Linked DNA regions of Homo sapiens: region 1 is linked to region 2. A link is a loop called in an ENCODE intact Hi-C map of the cell type or tissue named here. Cell type or tissue: CD14-positive monocyte. All regions are shown on one strand. Each heading gives the region's core, and the rest is flanking DNA. Links, peaks and the distances in the headings are about the cores only. Region 1 overlaps LOC105377549 (a long non-coding RNA gene). Region 2 holds the start of LOC124900870 (a long non-coding RNA gene).

What was found. Hi-C counts contacts between places; a loop is a spot of excess contacts. Peaks named below come from ENCODE experiments on the same cell type or tissue, not always from the same donor. Only the 100,000 strongest peaks of a DNase experiment are listed, where the experiment ranks them.
Region 1: it touches region 2 in a loop (2.4-fold over the local background); 4 of 110 quality-filtered maps call a loop at or near these places.

What each region holds. Positions count from the first base shown.
Region 1 is chr4:174,613,366-174,621,870 of GRCh38, forward strand. LOC105377549 (a long non-coding RNA gene) reads left to right here. Exons shown (of 4, transcript XR_939492.3): 4 at 591-1,132. Among named protein-coding and RNA genes, the nearest start is that of HPGD, 95 kb to the left of the region's middle. RefSeq lists a silencer at 459-659. In CD14-positive monocyte, for the core only: no CTCF peak of the experiment used is centred there; a DNase peak (open chromatin) is centred at 3,506; H3K4me3 peaks cover 539 bases; H3K27ac peaks cover 602 bases.
Region 2 is chr4:174,525,229-174,533,060 of GRCh38, forward strand. LOC105377548 (a long non-coding RNA gene) reads left to right here. Exons shown (of 7, transcript XR_007058492.1): 3 at 1,584-1,680; 4 at 4,866-7,832. It overlaps LOC124900870 (a long non-coding RNA gene), which reads right to left and starts at 4,459. Exons shown (of 2, transcript XR_007058494.1): 1 at 4,318-4,459; 2 at 3,482-4,055. In CD14-positive monocyte, for the core only: no CTCF peak of the experiment used is centred there; a DNase peak (open chromatin) is centred at 3,193.

The DNA.
Region 1 (8,505 bases), core at 2,456-4,955, 88 kb after region 2:
ACCTCCCACACTGAGGATCACATTACATCATGAGACTTGGAGTGGAAAAAAACATCTAAACCATATTATCAGGTTTAACAAAGAGCAGCAATTCTGGAAAAGTAACTAAATTATGTGGGGAGGCTAATGAAAGATAAGAATTATTTTAACAAAGTCTGTTTGTACAGAATTCTCTTGGCTATGATTCTCTGTCAAATATTTTTTTCTCCTGGTACAGAGAGGGCATTTTTTACATGGCAGTTTTTATCTCCTGTTTTTAGGAAGAAAAGAGAAGATTAGAATGTCCTTTTGCTTCTGCTGTTTATCAAGTGCCTTTATATGAAAAAAATCCTTATATCAAAGAGGTATATTGGGGGTAGGGGAAGCATATTCTTCCACCCTCCATTGGTTTATAAATATCCGTGGCTTACTGAAATCTTAACAATTAGACCATTTCTGTCCTTGTTATATTATTGGGCTCCTAAAGCATTTAGAACATCCTTCTTTTGACAAAGCTTTTTATTTAAGTCTATAATCTTATTGTAGTCTCGAAAGTCTCCTGTATCTGAAGCCCGAATATTCATTCTATTTACCTTCACATTCTTTACTAGGAATCTGAAGCCACCTTAAGGCAAAGGAATGACTTCCATGGAATACAGATGAAGTTGGTAAAAGGAAATACAAAGGAGAAAAAGTACATTTGTTCTGTTCTATGACTATTACTCTGATACACTGGTAATGCTATGATGATGGAAGGAACAAATAAATGTCTCAGGATCTTGATCTTCTGATAATAGAGAGGGAAGTTAACAGTTCCTGTATTTACAGGAACTGTAATAGAGAGGGAAGTTCCTGTATTTACAGGAAGAATTTTAGCAGGGTAAACTTCAAAACCAGTAAAGGCTTGCGTGTTGCTACCATAAAAAAGAACAAGAAAGCCAACCACAAAAATTAAACACTAAATTGAGCAAAGAAAGAAAAGGCAATATTACTACTGAAGTATTAGAGAGCACTCACTACTTCCCTATTTTACCTGCATGTATAACCTATGACGTTACTCATTTATTTCTCTGTATGTCATTTGAGAAGTGACTTATGGAGAGAGAATAGATAAAATAGCATTCCTTAATTAAATATGGTAGGATGCAACGTATACATGACTAATTTGGGATAATATTTCTTGTGTGTGTGTGTGTGTGTGTGTGTGTGTGTGTTTGATAGAGTCTCGCACTGTCGCCCAGGCTGGAGTGCAGTGGCACAATCTCAGCTCACTGCAACCTCTGCCTCCCAGGTTCAAGTGATTCTCCTGCCTCAGCCTCCCAAGTAGCTGGGATTACAGGTGCCTGCCACCACGCCCAGCTAATTGTTTTCGTATTTTTAGTAGAGATGGGGTTTCACTATGTTGGCCAGGCTGGCCTCAAACTCCTGACCTTGTGATCTGCCTGCCTCTTCGTGTGTGTGTGTGTGTTTCTTTTTTGTTTTTGAGACAGATTTTCACTCTTCTCACCTTTTTATATAAAGAAAATGCATCTGGAACATTTAGATCAGTTCTTGACCATATTAAACAAATCTTATAGAATTAACACAAACCATGTTATCTAAATCTTGGGATTTTGAGCCTAAAAGCCTGTGCCTTAATTTATAATCAAAGGTCAAAAAGGTCAGATCTATAAAGAGAAGGTACAATGATGAACACTAGGTGATTGCTTTGAAAACTTTCTTGCAAACGTAGCTTACTTGGGGATTTTTGTTAATATATCTAATTCCGTAAGCCTGGGTGAAGCCTTGGATTCTGTATGACTCAGGAGCCCTTGGGACACTGTAGTGCTCTTAGTGGTAGAGCACCCTTTGAGCAGGATACTGAAGAAGAGCTATTTGACTTGAATGGCCTGGCTGGGTTTCCAAATTTTCTGGGGTGTTCTTGGACTTCTATTTTTCTAATTCACTTATGTAGCATCGTGAAAAGTTTTCTGAATATTCTCATTGGAATCACGTTCAACTTCTAGGTAAATTTGAGAGGAAATAGAAATATTTACAACAGTGAATCTTCCTACTTATTAATTATGCCTTTCTCAAGATATATTCACTTTGTTTTATGTCCATCTGTTAGATTCTGTAATTTTCTGAATAGCAGTTTTGTACATCATTTTGCATGTTTTGTTCCTAGGAACTCTATGTTTATTGCTGGTATCACAAATAGAATCTTTTATATTATTATATTCTCTAATAGGTTATTGATGTTGTGCAAAAGCATCATTGACTATATTGATCTCTCTGCAGAGCTCCTGCTAAACTCTAACAGGTTGTCTATACATATTTTTGAATTTGTTTATGTAGACAAATGTTTACATATAACAGTTATGTCTCTTCTTTTTTTACCCTGCTATCCTTAATTTCTTTTACTTTTTTCTTTTATTGGCAAGGAAATTTCAGCGCAATGTTGATTTTTTAATAGTGGTAGTGACCATTGTTTGTTGCCTTCTCTTAATGGATTATGCAGTTGTTTCTAGAACATATAATATTATTTTCCACCTTGAGAAATTTTCTGATGCCCATTTCTCTGCCAGGAATGTTATTTTGTCCATAGTCCTCATAGAACTGTTTCCTTCACATTAATCATACCAAAGATTCCGTGCCAACCGTGAAAAATTGTTGATTCTTTCAGTATAGTGATAAAAGAACCAAACACAAACTAGCTAAAACAATTTAAGGGAAATTTATTAGCCTCAAACTAAAATGTGCAGAAGTAGATTCTTGCTGTCATCACAATTGTATTTGGTATTGATGGCTCCATTTCTTTCTAAATTCTTGAACAAATTCCCTCTAAGTTGCAAATTTGATAGCAGCCCACTTCTTACAAGCTAAGCAACTCTATTAGGATGGGAACTTCTTCCTACTTAAAGTTAAGCTTCCTCCCTGGTTGGCCTTGCTTGGCTATGTGCTCATCCTCAAACTAATCACTGTTGAGGAGAAAGGACTCATAATTCTCTCTCTGTGGTAGGCAGAGTAGGCCCCTTGACCAAGTCTTACCAAAATTTTCTAAGCACTGAGAACAAATAGTTCACGGATCCATGAGATGCAGCTGGATAGAGCAAAGCATACGAAATCCACTAAATTTGCTTAAAGACATCTTTCCTGACAAGCCCATTTTTAAATTCTGTATCTAAGCTCTTATAAACTATTATGTCATGAATCCTGATTTGTAATTTATTAATTTATGCTTCCTGTACTAGAATATAAACTCCATGACAGAAGGGACACTGCTTTCCTTGTTTACTGTTGCATCTCCAGGATAGAGAGTGATGTATGCTGTATGGGAGGAATTAAATAAATAAACTTAACTGAAAATATCAGGAATCCATAACAGGGAAAAATAACATTCCAGTTTGTACTAAGAGACGGTGATATTGAATATGATAACCTTAACTTCCTTTTGAAATGAGTTGACAAGAAAAAGTTGAAAATTGTCTTTTTGCTTCTCTTTTTTAAGAAGTCAGTTGCCAATTAGATCTACTTGCAGCCTGGAAGAGCTATGACTCACCGTGAACTTGAATGAATGAAGTCTTTAGGCTGATTTTTACACATAATGTCAAAGTTCTCTTTTTCTGGTCGTAGCTACACCTTGCCTTTTATAAGTATTAATTATTAATACATTTTCATACATGTTGTTTATTTGGTTTAAATTCTATCTCTGCCATTTGGGAGGCTGAGGTGGGCCCATCACTTGAGGTCAGGAGTTTGAGACCAGCCTTGCCAACATGGTGAAATTGTGACTATACTAAAAATAAAAAAAATAGCTAGGCATGGTGGTGCACGCCTGTAATCCCAGCTACACAGGAGACGGAGGCAGGAGAAGCATTTGAACCCGGGAGGTGGAGGTTACAGTGAGCTGAGATTGTGCCACTACACTCTAGCCTGGGTAACAAAGCAAGACTCTGTCTCAATAAATAAATAAATAAATAAACAAAGAGACAAACAAACAAATTCTATCTCTGCCACTTACCTGCTATGTTATCTCAGGCATTTTTTTCCCTCATTTCCAGTGGGGTTGACTATTTCTGGCATTTTACTCAACTTCTCTAAAAGCTTTCATTTTCTTGTCTGTAAAAATGGAGTCTTAACCTCTACTCACATTGTATCATAAAGATTAAATGAAATAATGTATTTTGAAAAACCAGTACAATACTTTTCAATAGTAACAATTAAAAATGATCATTATGATTTTATTTGTTTCTAGCTTTTTGATATAGAATATCTGTTTTGGGCAGAATGCATGCCAACCACAATAAAGGTGGCTGGATTTCCTTACCTGCCCTTCATATAAAGTTACCTTTGACATGTGCAGAGTAAATATAGTACCTTCCTGTGCCTTTAAGTTAGCAGTATTTTGCAGTTCCCTAAAGATCATATGGTAGAAGCAACAGTGACTAAGGAGAAAAGGAAAAAACAGGTTAGGACCATTTTCTCAAAAGGTGATAGTGCCAATGGCAGGCACCCAGGCTTCTTGAACTCACCTATGTTCACATTGTTAGTAAAGTAGCAGAAGGAAGGCATGCTAGGAGTTGAACTTCATGTTTTCCACTAACTATCCTAAAGTCAATCCTTCTAATTGTATGGAGTCCTAATTGAGAAAAAGAGTCAGGCTGGCTCCTTTCCAAGAGAAAGCAAAAAGAAGGAAGCAGATAAGCTATAAGTCTGCCTTTTTTTCATGGTCCAGGGCACATAGCTCTCCTGTGCAAATAACTAACAATCTTCCTGCACCCAGTTATCACCAGATCCTCGGCTGATAAAAAATACATGTTAGCTCACTGCAACCTTGGCATTATCAATACTGCACAAAACCCTCATTAGCACACAGCACAAGCACCCTATTCCCCAGCCAGCCTTTATCTCCTTGCAGTCAGCTCCTCTCTTGCTAGTCTGCCTGTTGCTCCCTTGTAATATATTTTCTTATCTTCTCTAATAAATCTGCCCTCCTTTACCTATTACTGTTTTGGTAACTTCTTATCACCTGCACCATTGGCCCAGATAGTCACCACTCACCTATGACAAACTGGCTTGTAAAATAATTTCTAGGGTTATTATATACCAATATATTATATAGGTTTATCATGAAAGATGGTAGTTTACCTTTGAAGTAGTATAAAATATGCCAAGCAAAAAAAAAAAAAAAGGTAGAAATAAACGCAGGTGTCTGAGCAGCAGGCACGGTCTGAGCTATCCAGATCTTTGTGACTGAAACTTTCCTTTAGGCAGGTCCACTCCTTCACCTAAGCCACATGCTCTCTTACATTCTTGCTCCCAGTGTCATGCCCTTGATTTGTCCTTCTAGAACTTTCTATGTGAAAATATTCAAAGTACAGTGTGAGGGGAGCTCAAATAGTAGGGGAATGCAGGACCCCACTTTTGTAGGGAGAACTTCATGAGATGTCAAAGCCCAGTAAAGTGAAAGGTAGCTAGAACTAAAGGGCTAGAGGGAGGCAAATATTGCTGAAAGCCTGCATTTAGAGACAGAGAATTGCAGGACAAAGGAGACACTTCATACAGGAGAGCTCTGGCTGGCATCTGGCAGGTGCACTCTGGGATGAAGCTTCCAGAGGAAAGATCAGGCAGCAATCTTTGCTGTTCTGCAGCCTTCGCTGCTGATAGCAGGCAAACAGGGTTGGGAATGGACCTCCAGCAAACTCCAGCAGACGGGCAGCAGAGGGGCCTGATTGTCAGATTGTCAGAATGAAAACAAACAAACAGAAAGGAATAGCACGTCCACTCAAAGACCCCATCTGAAGGTCACCAACATCAAAGACCAAAGGTAGATAAATCCACAAAGATGGGGAGAAGCCAGCACAAAAAGGCTGAAAATTCCAAAAGACAGAATGCCTTTTCTCTTCCACAGGATAACAACTCCTTGCCAGCAAGGGAACAAAGCTGGAAGAAAAATGAGTTTGATGAATTGACAGAACTCGGCTTCAGAAGGTGGGTAATAACAAACTCCTCCGAGCTAAAGGAACAGGTTCTAACCCAATGCAAGGAAGCTAAGAACCTTGAAAAAACGTTAGATGAACTGCTAGCTAGAATAACCAGTGTAGAGAAGAACATAAATGACCTGACGGAGCTGAAAAACTTCACTTCATGAAGCACGCACAAGTTTCAATAGCCGAATCGATCAAGTGGAAGAAAGGATATCAGTGATTGAAGATCAACTTAATGAAATAAAGAGAGAAGACAAGATTAGAGAAAAAAGACTAAAAAGGAATGAACAAAGCCTCCAAGAAATATGGGACTATGTGAAAAGACCAAATCAACATTTGATTGGTGTACCTGAAAGTGACGAGGAGAATGCAATCAAGTTGGAAAACACTCCTCAGGATATTATCCAGGAGAACTTCCCCAACCTAGCAAGACAGGCCAACATTCAACTTCAGGAAATACAGGAGCACCACAAAGATACTCCTCGAGAAGAGCAACCCCAAAACACATAATCATCAGATTCACCAAGGTTGAAATGAAGGAAAAAATGTTAAGGGCAGCCACAGAGAAAGGTCAGGTTACCCACAAAGAGGAACCCATCAGACTAACAGCGGATCTCTCGGCAGAAACTCTACAAGCCAGAAGAGATTGGGGACCAATATTCAACATTCTTAAAAGAATTTCAACCCAGAATTTCATATCCAGCCAAAATAAGCTTCTCCTTCATAAGCGAAGGAGAAATAAAATCCTTTACAGACAAGCAAATGCTGAGAGATTTTTGTCACCACCAGGCCTGCTTTACAAGAGCTCTTGAAGGAAGCACTAAACATGGAAAGGAACAACCGGTACTAGCCACTCAAAAAACATACCAAATTGTAAAGGACATCGACTCTACGAAGAAACTGCATCAACTAACAGGCAAAACAACCAGCTGGTATCATAATGACAGGATCAGATTCACACATAACAATATTAACCTTAAATGTAAACTGGTTAAGTGCCCCAATTAAAAGACACAGACTGGCAAATTGGATAAAGAGTCAAGACCCATCAGTGTACTATATTCAGGAGACCCATCTCACATGCAAAAACACACATAGGCTCAAAATAAAGAGATGGAGGAATATTTACAAGCAAATGGAAAGTAAAAAAAAGCAGGAGTTGCAATCCTAATCTCTGATGAAACAGACTTTAAACCAACAAAGATCAAAAGAGACAAAGAAGGGCATTACATAGTGGTAAAGGGATCAATACAGCAAGAAGAGCTAGCTATCCCAAATATATATGCACCCAATACAGGAGCACCCAGATTCATAAATTAAGTTCATAGAGACCTACAAAGAGACTTAGACTCCCATACAATAATAGTGGGTGACTTTAACATCCCACTGTCAATATTAGACAGATCAAGACAGAAAATCAACACGGATATTCAGGACTTGAACTCAGCTCTGGACCAAGCAGACCTAATAGACATCTACAGAACGCTCCACCCCAAATTAACAGAATATACATTCTTCTCGGCACCACATCGCACTTATTCTAAAATTGACTACATAATTGGAAGTGAAACACTCCTCAGCAAATGCAAAAGAACAGAAATCATAACAGTCTCTCAGACCACAGTGCAATCAAAGTAGAACTCAGGATTAAGAAACTCACTCAAAACTGCACAACTACATGGAAACTGAACAACCTGCTCCTGAGTGACTACTGGGTAAGTAAAGAAATGAAGGCAGAAATAAAGATGTTCTTTGAAACCAATGAGAACGAAGACACAACGTACCAGAATCTCTGGGACACATTTAAAACAGTGTGTGGAGGGAAATTTATAGCAATAAAAGCCCACAGGAGAAAGCAAGAAAGATCTAAAATGGACACCCTAACATCAAAATTAAAAGAACTACAGAAGCAACAGCAAACAAATTCAAAATCCAGCAGAAGACAAGAAATAAGGTCAGAACAGAACTGAAGGAGATAGAGACATGAAAAACCCTTCAAAAAATCAATGAATCCAGGAGCTGGTTTTCTTAAAAGATCAACAAAATAGACTGCTAGTGAGACTAATAAAGAAGAAAAGAGAGAAGAATCAAATAGATGCAATAAAAAATGATATAGGTGATATCACCACGGATCCCACAGAAATACAAACTTCCATTAGAGAATACTATAAACACCTCTATGCAAATGAACTAGAAAATCTAGAAGAAATGAATAAATTCCTGGACACATACACCCTCCCAAGTCTAAGCCAGGAAGAAGTAGAATCCCTGAATAAACCAATAACAAGTTTTGAGATTGAGGCAGTAATTAATAGCCTACCAACCAAAAAAAGTCCAGGACCAGATGGATTCACAGCTGAATTCTACCAGAGGTACAAAGAGGAGCTGGTACCATTCCTTCTGAAACTATTCCAAAAAATAGAACAAGAAGGAATCCTCCCTAACTAATTTTATGAGGCCAGCATCATCCTGATACCAAAACCTGGCAGAGACACAGCAAAAAAAAGAAAACTTCAAGCCAATATCCCTGATGAACATCGATGAGAAAATCCTCAAT
Region 2 (7,832 bases), core at 2,167-4,666:
TTTAGAACCTATACACTAAATTATTGTTAACCATATTCACCTTACATGTGTTCTAGAAAACACTAGAACTTATCCTCTAATCTAGCTGTTTCTTCGTATCCGTAAACCAGCCTCTCCCTATACACATCTCCCCTTACCCTTCCCAGCCTCTGATAACCACAATTCTACTCTCTACTTCTATAAGGTTTTTTTTTAGCTTTCACATATGACTAAGAACATGCAATATTTATCTTTCTGTACCTGACTTATTTCATTTAATTGCTCCACATTTCTTAAATCCAATTTACCTTCTGCACTTCTCCTAGGAAAATTTCTAAAACTGATCTGATCGTGTTTAGATATTCTCATGTTTAAAATCCTTAAAATATCTAAACTCCTGGGCATCACATCTGAGGTGTTCCATGCCCCATGTCTTTCTTGTGGCCCTTCTTTACATGCCAGGAAGCTGTGTGTCAGTCACAGGTTTAGCATCCCTGATCTAAAAATCTGAAATCCTAATTGCTCCAAAATCTGAGCCTTCCTGGACTGTGATGTAAGCAAGATATAAACTTCTTATCTGTTGAGCCTTTGCATGTTTGTTTCTATTTTCTATCACAGCCTAACCTAATATATCTCCCAATAGAAAAAATCCTCCCAAATGTCCCTGATGACTAAATCATGTAGAACACGGGGCAAATTAAATCTTTTTGGTAGATAGCCATCAGGGCAACCAAATTGGCTAACCTACTAGATCATTTATTGCCATAAAGTCTCCAAATAGACATAAATTACTTACTTATCTAGCAAAACAAAGATAGTGTCATTATACACTGCCTCCCTGGCCCCCACTCCTAAGCAATAATCTTTTTTAAATGAAAGTTTTTGTTAAAAAGTGCTCCAACAATCTGAAACATGACAAGTGGAAAATTCCACATGTAAGTACTAGATACAAACTTGGTTTCATGTACAAAATTATTAAAATGCAAAAGATTATTTTCAGGCTATATGTATAATATGTATGTGAAACAAATAAATTTTATGGTTAGACTTAGGTCTCAGCCCCAAGGTATCTCATTATGTACATGCAAATACAAAATCCCCCCAAAATTCTGAAATCTGAAATACTTCTAGTCCTAAGCATTTTGGATAAGGGACACTCACCTGTATAGCCTATAAATAAGAATGTTCTTACAAAATTATATGGATGATGGTTTATCTCAAATTTAACTTTGTTTTAGCTAAGAATTATGTTTTTAATAACACAAATCACTGTGATGACAGAAATATATAGCTGATGTAATGTCCTGAACATAGAAGCTGAGAAATGCATATAAAAATCAGAGGAGTGGGGAGATGTTGACTGGGTAAGCAGCCCTTTTTTGGTTTTATAATATACCACATATAATGTTCTATAGATATTTTAAATTCAAAATAGACTTTTAATATAAAATATGGGAACATTCTTCTCCAAAAACCCATTATCAATATATTTCTGTTATATAAAAAGATAATCACAACATATGGGAAATCTCACCATCCTATTAAAATTTTCCATCTTCTCTTGAACACATATCTCATATTTATATATACTTTTCTTTGGTCAGCGTGTATTGCGCGTGTACTTTGGGTGGCCCTGTGCTGCGTCAGCTGGAAGGGATCCAGAGAAAAAGACAGAGCCCTCTTTGAAGACATCCAGAGAGAGTAAGCTCCTTATGATCCTGTGATTGGTATTTCCATGGTAGAGATCTGATAGCTGCATAGGAAAACAGTTGAAGAAAGTGGGAGGGCAAAGATACTCAAGAGGAGCGGGTATCAAACGGCAAAGGCCTGAGGGCATGGAGAGTGGCTATGTTTTAACTGACACATGGCTTCCTAGCATGTAGAGAGCTGTATTTGATTTAGTTTTGCAAACGAAGTTCTCTTAAAAACAAATGCAGCGCAATGATGCAAAGTTAAGAGAGGTGATTATTCCTTTAATGCAATTACAAGTGTTGAGTGTTGAACATTTACTCAGAAGCAGCCATCTCTTACTGTCTACACATACAGCCTCTGGAATCAGACCGCTTGGGTTTTAATCCAGCTCTACCATCTACTAGCTCTGTGACTTTTGGATAGTTACTTAATTTATCTGAATCTCAGCTTCCTCATCAGTAAAATGAGGATAATAGCAGCACCTATTTCATAAAGTTGTTGTGAAGACTATACTAAGTTAGATACAAGTCAAGTGCTTAGACCAGTGACCGGCACATAGCAAATGTTATATAAATGCTATTATCATTAAGCACTATACATATATAATTGCGTTTATTATTTACAACCAAGCTGTGAGGTAGTTATTATTGTGGTAATTTTATAGATGAGCAAAACACGTTTAAGGAGTTTGGGGAATCTGGTCAAGGTCACTTATCTAGAAAATGAAGGAGGAGGCTTTGACACAAGGTGTGGCTGACTACTGAGTATTACTTCTTTTTTGAAAATTAAACTCTTAATTTTGAGATAACTGTAGCTGAGCAGTACTTTTAGCCCTGTCTGAATGGCGATTTATTTAAGAAATACAAGTTGAATATAGACTGAAATCAGCACTCTTTGAGCAAATATATATTTTCCCATACCCTAGTGTCTGTCAGCTCAGTTCTGACCTGTTAGGCCAGGCTAGTCTTAAATTGATTTTTCCTTTATCCCATGCACACTGGTGAGCACAGACATTCCAAGAAGCACTCAATCACAGGCCCAGGCTCAGAGGCAGGCCAGTCACTCACCTGATAGACATGTTTACTGAATTTTAAAATAATGACATATCAATCAATACAAAAATAAGCTTTTTCTTTATTGAAACAAACAAACAAAAACCACTGCTGGCATAAGACAGTTACTGCTAGTACTGGGGTCTGGGGCTTGTTTTGACTTTGCTACCACAAGCTACAATAGAGGAGCTGACTTTTTAAATAGCTACTATGTTTTTGTTCCTTTGTAAGTTATTTCATTTAGTTTTCTTGCTAACCCTGCAAGGTAAGTAGTAGTATCCTCATTTTACAGTTGAAGAAAATGAGCCTCATGGAAGACAAGGGACTGATACCAGAACTTAGCAACAAACTTGGGTACACATCCAAGTCACATGGCTCCAAAGCCTTTGCTTTGTCTACTCCACTGAATTCTCTTAGATCTACATTCAAATGCTGTCTCATCCCCTTTGCTAATTGTATGATCTTTGGGTGATTACGTAACCTCTCTGATCCTGTTTCCTGAGCTGTTAAAAGGGGAACAAAATGACATTCCTTGAAGCACCCAGTACAATGCCTGGCACAAATTTGGTGATCAATGAAATATTCTTATTAAGTTTCTTCCTTAATATTCATATTTATTTCTGGATTAAGAGATACTTAGTTGAAAATGGAGAAAGAACAATGATACAGATAGATTTTCAACTCCAGAATATGGTGAGATGTTTCTAACTTTTCTTGGTGTTTCCCAGGGCTGCTATAACAAAATACCATAGACTTGGTGGCTTAAACAACAGAAATTTATTGTCTCACAATTCCTGAGGCTGGAAGTCCAAGATCAAGGTTTTGGAAGGTTTGGTTTCTTCAGGCCTCTCTCCTTGGCTTTCAGATGGTCACTTTCTCGCTGCGTCCTCACACGGCTTTTTCTCTGTGAATGTGTGTCTGTGTGTGTGTCCAAATTTCCTCTTCTTATAAGGACACTAGCAAGATTGGATTACAGTCCGCATGGTCTTATTTTAACTTAATCACCTCTTTAAAGGCTCTAACTTCAAATAGAGCTACATTCTCAGGTATTAGGTGGTAGGGATTCAATGTAAGGATTTGTGGGGGAATACACAATTCAGCCCACAAAACATAGATTTTCCAATCTGGAAATGGAATTCTGTTTACTGACTAAACTATACTGGGGAAACCAACAGATGGATGCATTAAGGATTGAGCCAGTCTTGTGACTTGTACTTAACAAAACACACATTCCTGCAAATGGCAAGAACAGAAAGGCAGTTCAGTTCAGTAACGGGAGAAGCATCTAATGGTCAAAGTTATTCAGTTGCCAAATGGTCAAGTGGTGGTAATCTGTGACACAGAGAAAGAGGAAAAGAAATTCATCACTTACAGGTGGACCTGAAGGCTGAGGAAGAATTTTTGAAAAATTTCTACCCATGTGTTCCAATATTGGGTGGTATCAGTTATAAACAACTACTCTAAAGTAACTTCTACTTAATAGGTTGTGCTCATATAATTTGTACAATTTATTCAACAAATGTGTTTTGGCCACCACAGATATGTCCTGTACTAGGGCATGAGTACATGCAGTAAATAAAACAAATGATCTTACCTCCATGGAGCTTGTAGCCTCTTTGGGGATGCAGACAATAATTTGGTCACAGGCAGGTATATGGGAGCGCATGTCAGAGGGGCTTAACATGGTGAGGTAGAAGAGGCAAGTCTCCTGTAGGAAGTGCTATTTCTCCTGAAGTCTGAAAAATGTTTATGGGTAGAATAGAAGTTAGGAGAAGGGAAGAAGGGGTAGTGCAAAACAGAAGGAGCTGAAGATTCTAGCATCCAGGAGAAAGGGAGAATACTGTGTATCTGAACAATTAAAATAAAGGCTAGAACACGGGGTGCTGATGCGGGATGAGGGAATGGCAGAAGATGAGGCTGGAGAAGAAGAAAGGAGGCACATCACTACGAACATTTTAAGCCATAAGATGGACTTCATATTTCACTCTCAGACAATAGGAAGTCACTGAATGGCTTTAAAACCTAGGGAGACCTCTAAGCTTTGGGTGTTTGAAAGATTATCTTGGTTTAACTTGGAGAATGAATTGCAGTCAGGGGCAATGGAACCACAGCAACTGTATTTTGCCTGTTTTATTGTTATAGGATCTAGGATGTTGGGAAGGAACAAAGAAATTCAGGCATCTCTCCTGAGAAGAGAAAGGGAGTAGAATGCTCCATCATGATGCTAACCACAAGAATTGACTTGACGGGACAGAATCAAGGGGAAGAACGTCAGTGAAACTTCTGGTGACAATCACCCACTTAGGTCTTTATTTTCCATTTTTGCATTTGTCATACTTTTCATAGTAATGAAAACAAATATGTTGTGTATAATACTGGATGTCAGCCTATACATTTGGTTTTTAAATTTGGGGAAGGAAACTTCTTTCCACTCGATTGAGCAGTTTCATCTTTGCAATGTATTTATTCTTTCTGAACTTTTGGGTAGTGTCCTCGTATTAGTCTGTTTTCATGCTGTTGATAAAGACATACCCAAGACTGGGTAATTTATACAGAAAAAGAGGTTTAATGGGCTCACAGTTCCACATGGCTGGGGAAGCCTCACAATCATGGCAGAAGGCAAAAGGTCTGTCTTGTGTGGCGGAAGGCAAAAGGCCCGTCTTATGTGGTGGCAGAAAAGAGAGAATGAGAGCCAAGTGAAAAGGGAAATCCCTTATAAAATCATCAGATTTTGTGAGACTTATTCACTACCACGAGAACAGTATGGGGGAAACTGTCCCTGTAATTCAATTATCTCCCACCAGGTCCCTCTCACAACACGTGGGAATTATGGGAACTTCAATTCAAGATTATATTTGAGTGGGGACACAGCCAAATCATATCAGTCCTAGAAAATTCTTCAGGACTGGCTCTTTTTACTTTTTGGCAATTTAGCCCTCCTGGTCATGAACGAGTTGTCAGATTAGCTTCTCCTAATTTCACACTATGATGGGGAGAAGGAAATGCAGGTTTTCTGCTCTTAAAAGATTCCACATACTGTTTGGACCCTCCCGTGCATAGTGGAGAGAATAACTTTATTCATTCTGTGATTATCCAGTAGGAAGTCTTATCAGACAGGAGGCCCTCTGGAGGGTCCTAGCAACACTGACCTAAACCTCAGAGCACTCGAGTGAACACCCAAAGTCCTCTGTGGAGAAATGATGTAGAGTCTTGAATGGGAATATGTTGCTAATGGGTCATTAGTAATTTGAGTGTCTTTTCAGCTGGCGTCAAAACAGGCCCTATTCCTCAGTACCCGGTATCAAGAGAAGACAACTTTCAGAAGCCCATTGCCTAGACTTGGAGGAGGCTCTTAATATGTTTTTTTTCCACATTTCATAAATTCTTAGGATTTTTTAAATTTAATATCCTTTATGAACTAAGGTCAACAAAACTTTAATCAGTGAATATATTTTTGGTTCTGAGAGTTAGAACACTCCTCCCTTTTAAAACAAAAAAGTTTTTAGAATTTTGTTGTTAAATATATCTGGACATATGAAGAAAACTGAAGTTATCAGCCTTTTCAATTGAATCCTGACACTGAAATTGTCTTTTGAAACTTACTTTTGTGTAACTATCCTGGCTCACTGGCACTCTGCTCTGGAATTAAATTTCCCTAATTTCTGTCAACTTTTTGAATCTGCAACAGTGGGAGCATATGATATGCTGTATGAGTAACTGCACAAGTTATTGTTAGAAAAATTCCTACTGATAAGCCCTATGAGTTTTATCTGTAACTGTGCAAGTAACCTAAGTATCTTGTGGAATTAGAGGCAATAGTCTGTTTTACAAAGAGTAGGAGAGAGAGAGAAAGAGGTAGAGACAAAGACCAAGACCAGGAGAGGAAGAAGGAGAGAGACAGAAAGGGAGGCAGAGGGAAGAAAGGAAAGAAGAAAGAAAGAAAACATTAGCATAATTTTCCAAGAATAGGCATCTCAGTGTCTTGCCTAGAAATCAAGGTCTTCCTCTGCTCAGAAGCACAGAAACTGTCCAGGAGGGGAAGCTCTAAGTAACGATAACAATAGAAACTGATTGGCTTGACAATGAGATAAGACCAGGTATGTTCCCGGTGACCCACAGTGAAGGAAAATTCAGTTTTTGCACAGTTTCACTGTGTGGAGAGAATATAGCACCATTACAAAACTTCTTTTAAAGAAAAGACACTTTGGGAATTGGCCTCATCTGTTTTTTTGTAGGCAGTTCAGATAGGAATAAAGGAAAGAAGAAAACATCTCCTTCCTTATTCCCCATCTGTTTATCTCACTATTTCTCATCCTCCTTACAGACACTCAGCTGGAGGTTCACAGATCCAGTTTCTTGTAGATTGCTCCTCAATGTTGTGGGTAATTTTAGGCAAAATATGCAAATTTCTTGTTTGGCATAAGGTTTTTCTTTCTCCTGCTAAAACAAAAATGTTTCCGCTACAAACCATTTAAATACTTCGTAGGGATTTTGTCAGGATTAATGAGGCAACAGACAGTCACAGGTGATTATACTTATTTCAAGAATGCATTATTTTAGTATGTCTATTTGGCATTACATTGATTTTTTTTCAGGTCATTAGCTTATTAATTTCTACTAGACAGCAGAGCTGCTGTGTCTTGTTATTTTTGGAGTTAAAATGGTGTAATATTCTCAGAGAGCTAGACATCAACTTAGTGAACTGGAACTGGAGAATAATTTATTCTTTGCTACCATAGATGTTAATTATTTACCACAAGACAGAGCTGGGCAAGAAGAAATCTCAGAACTTTAGTTTGGATACAGACTTTGCTTTTTATGGTCTGTTTCAATCCCTTTATTTTACAGATAAGTAGATTAAAACAATTATGATTAAGTATCTTCTCTTATGTCACACAGTTGTTATTGATTGGTTTATACTTAGGAGCTAGAGCAAGTGTTCCCAGGGAGTACATTTTGTACTGAATATAGCTGTCTTTGTGAAGAGAAAAATAACAAGATTTGTAGGTACTGAAAGTTACCCAGAAATCTCACATTAGTCTAGGAAGAGGTATGTATTATGATGCTCAGGGTTACTGTGGCTTGATATAATTAAACAGATGTATATTC